Regions from separate parts of the Homo sapiens genome. Here region 2 is linked to region 1. The links are chromatin contacts, found by Hi-C or POLR2A ChIA-PET in ENCODE. All regions are on one chromosome and are shown on one strand. Each heading gives the region's core, a stretch centred on a gene start or an enhancer-like site at or near the end of the contact. The rest is flanking DNA. Distances are from core to core; before and after follow the strand shown.

Region 1 (5,900 bases), core at 3,001-5,500:
AGTGCTGGGATTACAGGCGTGAGCCACTGCACTCACCCTGAGTGATTTTAAAATAGAGAATTGTCTTGTTCTGAGATTAAGGTTAGCTTATCGTTCAGCTACTGTTTCAGTAAAATAAATAATTCCAGTAAAGGAACGATAATTGTAGTTATCTTGGCTTGGTATATTATGCTATGGTTAGGCAATTTTAGAGTAAAGAGAAGAAATCAAAAGCTCTTGCTTAGCACACTTGCTGCTTAGGCATTCTTGTTGGAAAATAATGCGTTCTCATTTCAGAGCAAAGACAGCAAAGCTGACTCTGGTATTTGGAGAGCTAAAGGAGTGAAACTTCTTTTAAGAACGGGACCATTCGAGCCCTGTAGGAGCTTTTGAGCATGCGTATTCAACTGCTCACTCTCATGTCTATAACCCACGCTGCTTCTCCACCGTTATGTGCAGACCATAAGCCCTACAGTGGTGACAGCTGCTTTTAGGCCCCTTTGCCTTAAATACAGTAGAATGCTTATATATTAGACTTTTAGTTCTTGAATTTTGGCTAGATATTTCAACTTTCATTTAAATGTTGTAACATCCCATGATCAGAGCATTATAACCTGGAGTATCACTGATAGGAAAGAAATAGTAAAAAAAAGTATGTAAATATGTAAATGTAAACATAAATGGAAATTTGAACTCAGTTATTTGACTAATGTGTGTATACCATCTGGCTAACTCCATTTCAAACACCTTATGCATTTACTTGTAGTTTTTATCTTCTCTAAATATAATAACTTGTAGAGGAGGAGTGTGGAAGAGTCTTCCATTTACCAAAGTGATTTCTGTGTCATTTTCTTGAGTTTGATTTCAGTCTTGTGACTGGTAAATTCTAAGTATCTGCCCTTTTGAGCAAATAAACTTGTCAATCAGATATTTTCTAAAGGGGATATTTTTTGTTAATATTAGTTTAGGTTCATGTGGACATTGTTTAAAAAGCTTTGGGAACTTTAATGATTGGATTTTATAACACTTTATTAGTTATAGCCAACTATGTTACTACTTCCATCAACACCCATACTCTGTTTCTTTGTGAAATGAAAAATATTGTTTTATTTGACACTCTCCTCCTTATTATATTGTACACAGTAAAATCCAAACGGAAGCCAATAACTTCTGAACTCTAATTGTGTCCATCCTGTAAAGCATATGGGTTTGTTCACTGATTCACTTCCAGAGAACTAGGTCATCATCATGAGAACCCCCACATTCCCCAAATCAAATTTACATGTTCTTGAAGGAACACCAAATGGTAATGAGTACTTTGCTAAATAACGTTGACCTTTATTTATTTTCTTATGGATTTTATGCTGCTTTACTATGTGTCAGTATCCCTCCCTTCTTTTAGAAATCCATAAACATTGCACTTGCTTTCATTTTGAACTTTCTTCTTACTAATTTAGACATTAAATAAAAGAGACATATATGCTTATTATCCCCTAGTTTAATATATATATTTTAAAAAGTTAAGCTGATATTTTAATTTTATTTCTTCACGTGAGCATCATTTATTCATTTGTTCATTTACTCAATATGTATTTAAATGATCTCTGACCACAGTGACTAAAAACTGTTGGGTACTAGAGGTGCGAAAATGAATATGTTGTGTGGTTAATCTCAGAGTTTCACTGGGAAGTAGGGGAGACAGACGTGCCTACAAATAATTGTCGTAGAAGAGTTGTTATTGTAGGGTCATAAATGGGACAGGATGCAAAGGCAGAGGAGGGAAGTAATGACAGGGATGACTTGAAAGAGAAAGTGAGGCTGGACATAGTGGCTCACACCTGTAATCCCAGCACTTTGGGAGGCCGAGGTGGGTGGATCACCTGAGGTCAGGAGTTCCAGACCAGCCTGGCCAACATGGTGAAACCCTGTCTCTACTAAAAAAACAAAAATGAACCGGGCGTGGTGGTGTGTGCCTGTAATCCCAGCTACTTGGGAGGCTGAGGCAGGAGAATCGCTTGAACCTGGGAGGTGGAGATTGCAGTGAGCTGACATTGCACCATTGCACTCTGGCCTGGGTGACAGAGCAAGACTCTGTGTCAAAAAAAAAAAAAAAAAAATAAGAGAAAGTGACATCTGACTCTTGAAAGATTAGCAAGACAAAACAAGGAATGATGTTTTAGGCAACAAGAACAATATATGTAGATAAGAAAAGCATAATTTTTAAAAAGCATATTTGGGAAATAATGAGAAGTTTCATGAGGACATTGGGCATGAGGGGTCAAGGTGACAGATGCAATTGGAAAGGTAGGATAGATCTAGCTTGTCTGAAGGATGTCTTGTGCTTTGAACCTGTGGACCAGAGGATATGGATACTTTCAGACAATTGCATGATCAAATGTTTTGTTTTAGGAAGATAATTTGGAGGCGAAAAGACTGAAATGTGAAGGTACTGGTAATACATATGGAGAATAGTTAGGATACTATTAGAATAGTCTGGGGGAGAAATAATGAAGGCTTCTTTAACCAAGGCTGCAACAATAGGGGTGTAGAGGGGCAAACTGAGCAGCATTTCCCAGGTACTGTAGGGAACTTGGGTACAGTTGGATATGTGAGACAACGAATAGTGAGTCATTACTATCCTCCACTTTTCTTTTATCTTCCTTTTAAAAACTTCCCTGTCCTGGTCTCTCTTTAATTTTAAGGAAAAGAGCTGCTAAAATGTGTGCTTTATAGAGAAAGAAGCTTACTAGACCTTACATGTTCTCACTTATGGCATTTAGTGATAACCAGGGTGTCCCTAAGCAATTGAATAGTGATACCAGACCAGCTTCTGCATGGTACAGCTTTAATGTATTATTGTTTGAACTTCATTAATAATTAGACTTGCGACGAAAGTAACCAGTTCAAGTGATCTTATAATCAACTTTGTGCCTCAGCACCTGGAACTTTGAGAGAGCCACTGTGTTCATTTATCAGGAGGCATTCTGCTTCCTCTGTGGTGTGCCATTCCCTGACTTGGTAAAGAATATTGTCTCTCTGGCAGTTTTGTATTAGTGAGTTATACAAAGGAGGTCATAGCAAACCACCTGTACTTTAGAAAGTTAACACAGAAACACTGAAGAGGTATTTCTTCTTTGTGGTACTTCTTATATTCAAGCTTGGCTCTATTTCCGTAGCACACCAGTCCAGGCTCTCATTTTCTCACATTCGATTGACTACAAGAGCTTTCTGACTTGTCTACCTTCAGTCTCTTCCTCTCTTAAGCTGTCCTGCCCTCTGCTATTAGATTAATCTTTCTAAAAGGTAATCTTCGTAGCATTCCTCACCTACTTGTTGTCCAGTACCCATCTTTTTGGAATTCCATTTTCATCATAATTTGGCCTCAGATGTACTTACTGGCCTCAAATGTACCTATTGGACACATTGGGATGAAGTCTTGTTCTGTTGCCCAGGCTGGAGTGCAATGGCATGATCTCGGCTTACTGGAACCTCCATCTCCCAGGTTCCAGTGATCCTCGTGCCTCAGCCTCCTGTGTAGCTGGAATCACAGGCGTGCACCACCACAACTGGCTAATTTTTTTGTATTTTTAGTAGAGATAGGGTTTCACCATGTTGCCTAGGCTGTTCTCGAACTCCTGAGCTCAGGCCATCCTCTCTCTTCAGCCACCCAAAGTGCTGGGGGTTCAGGTGTGAGCCACTGCAGTCAGCCTGTTTTATGCTTTTAAGTTTCTTCTCTTTCCTGAAGTAGTTGACTGTTACATAACATGTATTATCCAAAGTTCACAGGATACTCTAAATACCAATATTATGATATCCTTATTTTTAAATATAGAAACCTTTCTCCTCTTACCAAAAACCACAGTGACTCAGCTACTTGCATGTCTAAAATGGTCTCTGCATTTTTCTGTGGCTAGTCTTTATGATGGTTATAGATCAGTAATAGCCTTTTTGGAAGCATAATATTATGTATTAATCATGGCATTCTTAAGGAATCACTGCAATTAACCAGGTAGACCAATTTAGTTGGACCGTGGTCTGTTTTTTTAGTATGTAAAAACATGGGTTCAGGGGATTAAAACAACTCAACATTCATGAAGAATATATTTTCAGATGCTCTTACATTCCCTGATTTTTCAATACTGCTACGATTTTTTTTTACAGAGTTTCTTTACTTATGAAATTGATATAAAATAACTGCCTTGTCATAAGAATGTATAATAACTGAGAAGGGCAAAGACTGTAAGCTAAATTTACTCAGCATCTGCTACATGGGAGTGACTCAGTTCATTGCTCAGCAAACCCACAAGTTACTGTGTTGTGTCTCTGTGGGGTCTCCTGGGGAGAACAGAAACAATAAATGTTAAATCTGTAAATGTGTCAAGGGGTCACTGTGGTTGACTCTTGGTTGCTAAAGGAAACAGAGGTTCTAAGGCCCTGTAAAATTATAATATTTCAAAGTGAAAATGAATGAATTAATAGAAGAAGCTGAGACAAGGATCTTATTTTGTGTTTGTTTTCCTCTCAATACCCTTGCCAATTAACATTTTTTGAATCTCTTGCTCTTCTCCACTGTAAGCCTGCCCTGATATTTTCTAATTGGATACAGAGATAATACATAACTGGCCAGGTGTGGTGGCTCATGACAGTAATCTTGGCACTTTGGGAGGCTGAGGTGTGCAGAGCACTGGAGGCCAGGAGTTCAAGACCAGCCTGGCCAACATAGTGAAACCCCATCTCTACTAAAAATACAAAAAAATTAGCTGGCTGTGGTGGCTCACACCTGTGGTTCCAGCTGCACAGGAGGCTGAGACACGAGGATAACTGAAACCTGGGAAGCAGAGGTTGCAGTGAGCCGAGATCATGCCACTGCATTCCAGTCTGGGAGACAGAGCAAGACTTTGTCTCAAAAAAAAAAAAGAGAATACGTAACAAAGAAGTAAGAAAACAATTTCAAGTGGTGATAAATGTCATAAAAGAAATAATACAAATTTTTTACTGCCCTTCATTAGATAAAGATAGTAAGAGAGAAGGCCTCTGGGCCGGGCACGGTGGCTAATGCCTGTAATCCTAGCACTTTGGGAGGCCAAGGTGGGTAGATCACCTGAGGTCAGGAGTTCGAGACCAGCCTGACCAACATGGTGAAACCCCGTCTCTACTAAAAATACAAAATTAGCCAGGCATGATGGCTGGCTATTTTTGAATGCCAGTAATCCTAGCTACTCAGTAGGCGGAGTCAGGAGAATCGCTTGAACCCAGGAGGCAGAGGTTGCAGTGAGCCAAGATTGCGCTATTGCACTCTAGCCTGGGCGACAAAAGTGAAAAAAAAAAAGAAAAGAGAAAGCCTCTGTGAGCAAAATGACATTGGAATTGAATGATGCAGTAGAGCTAGCCATATGAAGATTGGCGGCAAAAACGGTGCAGAGGCCCTTCTGAAATTCTGCTGCATCTATTTGAAGCCATGAGTGTGTGTGTGTGTGTGTGGGCAGGGGGCGGGGGGTATGTGTTTATGTATGGTGGGAGAGCTAGAGTGGGAGGAGGCTGTGCAATCTATTACCACCTTTGTTTCACAACATGGACTTGTCCATTTCAAGAAAAAAAAAATGAGGCTGAGCGTGGTGGCTTACACCTGTAATCCCAGCACTTTGGGAGGCTGAGGTGGGTGGATCACTTGAGGTCAGGAGTTCGAGACCAGCCTGGCCAACATGGTGAAACCCCGTCTCTACTAAAAATACAAAAATTAGCCTGGCGTGCTGGCACGTGCCTGTAATCTCAGCTACTTGGGAGGCTGAGACAGGAGAATTGCTTGAACCCAGGAGGCAGAGGTTGCAGTGAGCCAAGATCGTGCCATTGCACTCCAGCCTGGGTGAAGAAGAGAGACTCCATCTCAAAAAAAAAAAAAGAAAAAAAAATGAATGTCCCTA
Region 2 (6,742 bases), core at 3,647-6,146, 780 kb before region 1:
CACTGTGACAATTTCTTAACTGGTATCCCTGGTAACAAACATCCCTAATACAGCAAAGCTAGGCTATAATAACTAGACTGTAAGTTCCTGAAAAATCAGAGAATTTTTTTTTTTTTTTTGAGACGGAGTCTCTCTGTGTCCCCTAGGCTGGAGTGTAGTGGCACAATCTCAGCTCACTGCAAGCTCCACCTCGCGGGTTTCACGCCATTCTCCTGCCTCTGCCTCCCAAGTAGCTGGGTCTACAGGCGCCCGCCACCACGCCCTACTAATTTTTTGTATTTTTAGTAGAGACGGGGTTTCACCGTGTTAGCCAGGATGGTCTTGATCTCCTGACCTTGTGATCCGCCCACCTCGGCCTCCCAAAGTGCTGAGATTACAGGCATAAGCCACTGCGCCCGGCAATTCCCCATGCTTTTATCACAGTAACTGGTATGTCACTCAGTCACTGAAGTTTTTTTAATCTTTCTTTTAAAATTATTTTATATATATGATATATTATTATATATCATATATAATTATATATTATTAATTATATATTATTTATTTTTATTTTTATTATTTTTTGAGACAGGGTCTTGCTCTGTCATCCAGACTGGAGTCAGCAGCACAATCACTGCTCACTACAGCCTCAAGTCTCACCCTTCTGGGCTTAAGTGATCCTCTTACCTCAGCCTCCCAAGTAGCCAGGACTATAGGTGTGCACCAACACACCTGGTTAGTTTTTTAAAAATTTTTAGTAGAAATGAGATCTCACAATGTTGCCCAGGCTAGTCTCAAACTCCTGGGCTCAAGTGTTCTCCCATCTCAGCCTCCAAAATTGTTGAAGTTACAGGCGTGAGCCACTGTGCCTGGCCCTATTTTCTCTATGGTTTTAATACACAAATACGTATGTTATCCTATATAGGTTAGCAAATCAATCAAGCTGGAGTATTTATGTGTTCTCTAAGAGAATGTCACTTGGCAGGGCCAGGGGCAGTGGCTCATGCCTATAATCCAGGCACTCCAGGAGGCCAAGGCAGGTGGATCACCTGAGGTCAGGGGTTCGAGACCAGCCTGACCAACATGGTGGAACCCCATCTCTACTAAAAATACAAAAAAAAAAAAAAAAATTAGCTGGGCATAGTGGCAGGTGCCTGTAATCCCAGCTACTAGGGAGGCTGAGGCAGGAGAATTGCTTGAACCCAGGAGGCGGAAGTTGCAGTGAGCCAAGATCACAAAAGAGAGAAAAGAAAAAAGTCTATCGGGCTAATGGGAAGCTGCCAGGGAAGATAGGGTCTTACCATTCAGAGTAACATGCAAAGGCCCTAGGTTTCTTCCCCAACAGTTTCCCACTAGCCCAAAAGCTTTTTTTTAGAGGGGGGTGGGCAGGGGGACAGGAGTCAGTTGACTTTCTATTAGAGAATACGTGAATACTCCAGCTTGATGGATTTGCTAACATATATAGGACAGCTTCCTAAGTATTAAAAACCATAGAGAAAATAGTGACATGGGGTTTATTTCCCCCATCCTTCAACCTGGGTGGCCCTGACTTACTTTCAACAGTTGCATGCAACAGAAGTGATGCTGGGAGAGTTTCAGAGCCTAGGTCTCAAGAGACTTTGCAGGAAGCTTGAACTAGCTTGTCTGAGGACAAGAGTACATGAAACAAAGAAGAGCTGTTTTATAATAGCTCAGATCCCTAAAACCAGTCCTAATTTGAGCTGTCAGATGATTGTAGCTACACAAGTGGCCTCAGGGGAGACTAGCAGAACTACCAAACTAAACTCAGTCCAAATTGCTGACTCACAGAATTGTAAGCGAATAAAACGGTTGTTTTAAGCAGCTAAATTTTAGAGTGGTTTGTTATTTAATAATAGATTATCTGGTGATTATATAATTAAGATAGTTTTACATATATAAATTTCATTATAGTCTTTTGAGAAAACATATAATATTGATGTAGGAATTTGAAAGATTGTCTCAATTGAATCATAACCTTTTTGACAGAACATATTTATCTTTTTTTAGGCTCTAAAAATCACAAAGATACTGACGGACCTTCACAAACACAACATGCCTAAATTTGGCTCCTCAATCCTGCATCATAAATTATCAGTAACAGAAAAGCAAAAGGATACATTTTCAAAGCACAACATGGGCAATGAACCCCTCTTGACTTAAAAATATTTACCATTTGTGCTTAATTTAAACCTATCTAAAATGTATCATAATCCAGCTCAACATACTTAAGCTGTGATCCATGCAACAGTCCTCTATGTTGATGAGCCAAAGTAGCATTACTAACTCTTAATACTGATAATGTTTCATGTGTTTCCAAGTTAGATGTTGTTAGTCCTTACTGGTGACAATCTGAAGACCATTCCTGGCCGGGCGCGGTGGCTCATGCCTGTAATCCCAGCACTTTGGAAGGCCAAGGCAGGTGGATCACCTGAGGTCAGGAGTTCAAGACCAACCTGGCCAACATGACAAAACCCCGTCTCTACTAAAAATACAGTAAGTTAGCCAGACATGGTAGTGGGTGCCTGTAATCCCTGCTACTTGGGAGGCTGAGGCAGGAGAATTGCTTGAACCTAGGAGGTGGAGGTTGCAGTGACCTTAGATCACGCCACTGCACTCCAGCCTGGGAACAAGAGCGAAACTCCATCTCAAAATAAATAAATAAGTAAATAAATAAATAAAGACTGTTCTTTACCATCATTAGCTAAGGTTGGTCATCTTCAGCAAGTTATACTTTTTTACCTACCTACAACTATCTTCATATACTCCCCAAATATTTTCTCTATCTTGAAACTGTAGGAGGAAAAGAAGGGCGTTTGACTGCCAATCACTATCTCATTTAACCTTTCCAACAACCTTCTGACATAGATATTATTACCTCTACTTTACTGATGAAGGAAGGAAAGAAAACTCAGTTACTCAGCTAACTTAGTGATTTAGTCATAATTTGAACCCACATCTATCTGACTCCAAAACCTGTATTTTTTCCACTATAACACCATGCCTTCCAACTTTGAGCACTTGTAACTTTTTATTATACTTTTTAATAATCATTAGTCAGCCATAATTAAAGATATAAATTAAATGATGCCTGTTTTGGGTTTAATCTGAGCATGACTGGTTTTAAGTAGGAACTCTGGAACTGTTTAAACCTACTTGTTTATTAAAAAGAAAAAATTAGGTTGTAGCAGCAACTACTGTATTCCTTTTGAACAGAACCAAAAGGATAACTCTGTCTTGAAGATTTTATTAAAATATTTCACTGAGAAATGAGAAGGGAACTAAAATAAAATGAATCATATATCTTAAGACGCCTTACTGATATTTTAAGATGAAGTATAACATACATACAGATCAAGAGTGTTCAGTTCAACGAATTATCACAAAGTGAGCATACCTGCATACTTAAGACATACATTATCAGCATCTCAAAAGGCCCCCCCTCACTATCCCTCCCAATGATTACTCCTTTATTCTTCCCCAAATATCACTACTATCCCAACTCCTAACACAATAGGTTAGTTTTGCCCGGTTTAAAATTCTATATAACAGGCCAGGCGCAGTGGCTCACGCCTGTAATCCCAGCACTTTGGGAGGCCAAGGCAGGCAGATCACGAGGTCAGGAAATTGAGACCATCCTGGCTAACACGGGGAAACACCATCTCTACTAAAAATACAAAAAAATTAGCCGGGCGTGGTGGCGGGCGCCTGTAGTCCCAGCTACTCGGGAGGCTGAGGCAGGAGAATGGCGTGAACCCGGGAGGCGGAGCTTGCAGTGAGCCGAGATCACTCCACTGCACTCCAGCCTGGGCGACAGAGCGAGACTCCATCTCAAAAAAAAAAAAAATCTATATAACGGAATCATCAGTATGTATTCTTTTGTACTTGGCTTCTTTCATGCAATGTTTTGTTGTTGTTGTTATTTGAGTCAGGGTCTTGCTTTATCACCGAGGCTGGAGTGCAGTGGCATGATCATGGCTCACTGCAGCCTCAAACCCCTGGGTTCAAACGACCCTCCCACCTCAGCCTCCTGAGGAGCTGGGACTATGAGCATGGGCCACCATGCCGGGCAACTTTTTACAATTTTTGTAGACATGGGCTATATTGCCCAGGCTGGTCTTAAACTCCTGACCTCAAGTGATCCTCCTACCTCAGCCTCCCAGATCAGTAGGATGTCAGGTGTGAGCCACCGCGTCCGGCCCACACAACATTATTTTTGTTAGATTTTTTTTCCCAGCATTTACTACATTTTAAACTGTTACAAAGCACTCCAGTTAAAATGATCACAGTTAGGAAGCTACCCTTTGTGAACTTATTTTTGGAGCAATGATGACTTGTAGATTTTGAATGCAGCAGATTTCTCATGTTGAACTGGAAGGAACAAAAATGAGTGTCAATAAAAAAAGTAGACAAAAATCTCCTCTTTACTCAAGAAAACAGTGTATGCATCACACAGCATATGTGTCACACACTAATAGTCTCCTATTACTTGCTTCTATTTCTTTTTCCCTATGATCCTGTGCTTTAGACTTCCTTGTGGCATTTGGTGGCTGCCATCATGTTCTGACTAATTCTAGAAACATGTAGATGTATTCACAACAGGTACATATCTAATTATATATTCTGACCTAGAAATTTTATTTGCATTAAAAACCTAGTATATTTAATAATAGCAATAACATCAATATTTTTAAAATGTATTTCCCCATAATCTCTTAGGTCTTAAGGACATTTCATTACTTTGTTTTGTTTTGAAATATGCCTCCTAGAATTCAAACTATTTCCAGAAAACAATGTCACAGAGACTTTTAATTGCAGATACTTGAAAAACAGTGCTTAGAAAAGAAGAAAGAAGGAAGCAGAAGCAGCAGCAGAGGAAGAAGCAGAAGAGGGGAAGGGAGGAGGAGGGAGAAGGAGGAAGAGGAGGAGCTGATTCATTTTCCATTTTAGAATTATTTCTCAACTACTATTGCAAGCAAAATTCCATTTTGAAGGGTTTAAAAGAACGAAAAAATTGCTACATGAACTCCAAACACAGAATCCTATAGCCACAATGTATCTTGTTTATACTGTATTATTATTTTATCTTTATATAAAGCGGTTTGAAACAGAAATTAAATTGTAAAAGGGGATGTTCTGGCCAGGTGTGGTGACTCACACCTGTAATCCCAGCACTCTGGGAGGCCAAGGCCAGCAGATCACCTGAGGTCAGGAGTTTGAGACCAGCCTGACCAACATGGCGAAACGCCATCTCTACTAAATACACAAAAATTAGCCAGGCGTGGTGGCGGGCACCGGTAATCCCAGCTACTTGGGAGGCTGAGGCAGGAGAATCACTCAAACCCAGGAGGCGGAGGTTGCAGTGAGCCAAGATCGTACCACTGCACTCCAGCCTAGGCAACAGAGTGAGACTTTGTCTGAAAAAAAAAAAAAAAAAAAAAAGAGATGTTTTGCTGATTCCCAAGTAGCTGCTAATGTTAGAGAACCTACTGACTGGCTGCTGCTGTATCAGAATCAAATATGACACTTCCTCCAAAATATGTAATGATGATCTTTCAGGGATTAAATTCACGCTTAGGTTTGTATAGTGTGCATGTTATAGGGAAGAGGAAATGAAAGGTTGAGATAAGTCTAACCACTGTGGATTGCACAATAAACAGATAAGTCTATTTATTGCTTGGTAAAAACAGGGACCCTGGTTAAGAACATAGTTTGTCCTACTCTTCCTCCAACCCTGAACCTTCTCCCCACTTCTGTATAGGCATTAATATATGAATTCCTTCAGAGAAGGCCTTCCCTGATCACCTTATTTCAAATAGATGCCCCAATCTCAATCCCTCCCCAGCCCTCTGCTATCCAACCACATGTTAAACTGCATGCTTCCCATCTCTTTCCTGATTAATTTTTCTCAATAATACTTCTCATCCAACATCTGTGTTTCATATTTATTTTGTTACAGTGTATACCCATCGATACTGAAATATTAGCTCCTTAAAAGTGGGCCAGGCATGGTGGCTCATGTCTGTAATCCCGGCATTTTGGGAGGCCAAGGTGGGCAGATCACTTGAGGTTAGGAGTTCAAGACCAGCCCGGCCAACATGGTGAACCCGTCACTACCAAAAACACAAAAAATTAGCTGGGTATGGTGGCACGCGTCTGTAGTCTCAGCTACTTGGAAGGCTGAGGCACGAGAATCACTTGAACCCGGGAGGCAGAGGTTGCAGTGAGCCGAGATCGTGCCACTGCACTATAGCCTGGGCCACAGAGCAAGACTCAGTCTCAAAAACAAACAGATTTTTGTTTCTATCTTTAACTATTTTTGAGTACACTCTATGTGCCAGGAAGTCTTTTATGCGGATCACATGCAAACACTTCGTCCTCGCAATGAGCCTATTTGGTCTCATTATTAATTTTAGGGCCAAGAACACTGTAACAGAGATGTTAGGTAATATGATGGTCACTTGGCAACTAAATTTATTCTTATTTTTGAGCTGGTGATTCCTTCTGTAATCTTTCTTTAGTGATACCACTAGACAATGCACATTTCTGGTAATCATGCCTGATGTCCTCACTTTTATCTTCCATTAAAAAAAAAATCTTCCATAAATATACATACCTACTGTGTACCCACAAAAATTAAAAATAAGTAAAATGATAATAATAAATTACCTCTTGTATCTATAATTTCCTTTTCATCTCCACTTTCTTGATTGAGGCCCTTAGTCATTCATTCAAAAACTACTTA

What was found. A loop is a pair of places that touch in the nucleus more often than their neighbours do. ChIA-PET counts read pairs that join two places held with the same protein, here RNA polymerase II (POLR2A). Pooled maps may share reads with other maps.
Region 2: a loop to region 1 is called in a map with no recorded cell type, with 6 times the contacts of the local background. The contact joins two enhancer-like sites. A Hi-C loop is called at or near these places in 2 of 37 single-sample maps with no recorded cell type and 1 of 50 pooled maps. POLR2A ChIA-PET finds 5 or more read pairs at or near these places in 1 of 52 experiments (PC-9).

What each region holds. Positions count from the first base shown.
Region 1 is chr1:174,785,326-174,791,225 of GRCh38, forward strand. All of the region lies in intron 18 of RABGAP1L (RAB GTPase activating protein 1 like), which reads left to right. Among named protein-coding and RNA genes, the nearest start is that of RABGAP1L-AS1, 170 kb to the right of the region's middle. RefSeq lists a silencer at 1,735-1,794 and an enhancer at 4,170-4,229. Within about 2 kb of position 4,251, at least 3 of the 41 ENCODE cell types and tissues checked have a DNase peak (open chromatin) inside an H3K27ac peak, as active enhancers do; they include PC-9, where a contact is called at or near this core.
Region 2 is chr1:174,003,560-174,010,301 of GRCh38, forward strand. All of the region lies in intron 1 of RC3H1 (ring finger and CCCH-type domains 1), which reads right to left. Among named protein-coding and RNA genes, the nearest start is that of RC3H1, 15 kb to the right of the region's middle. Within about 2 kb of position 4,897, at least 2 of the 41 ENCODE cell types and tissues checked have a DNase peak (open chromatin) inside an H3K27ac peak, as active enhancers do; they include PC-9, where a contact is called at or near this core.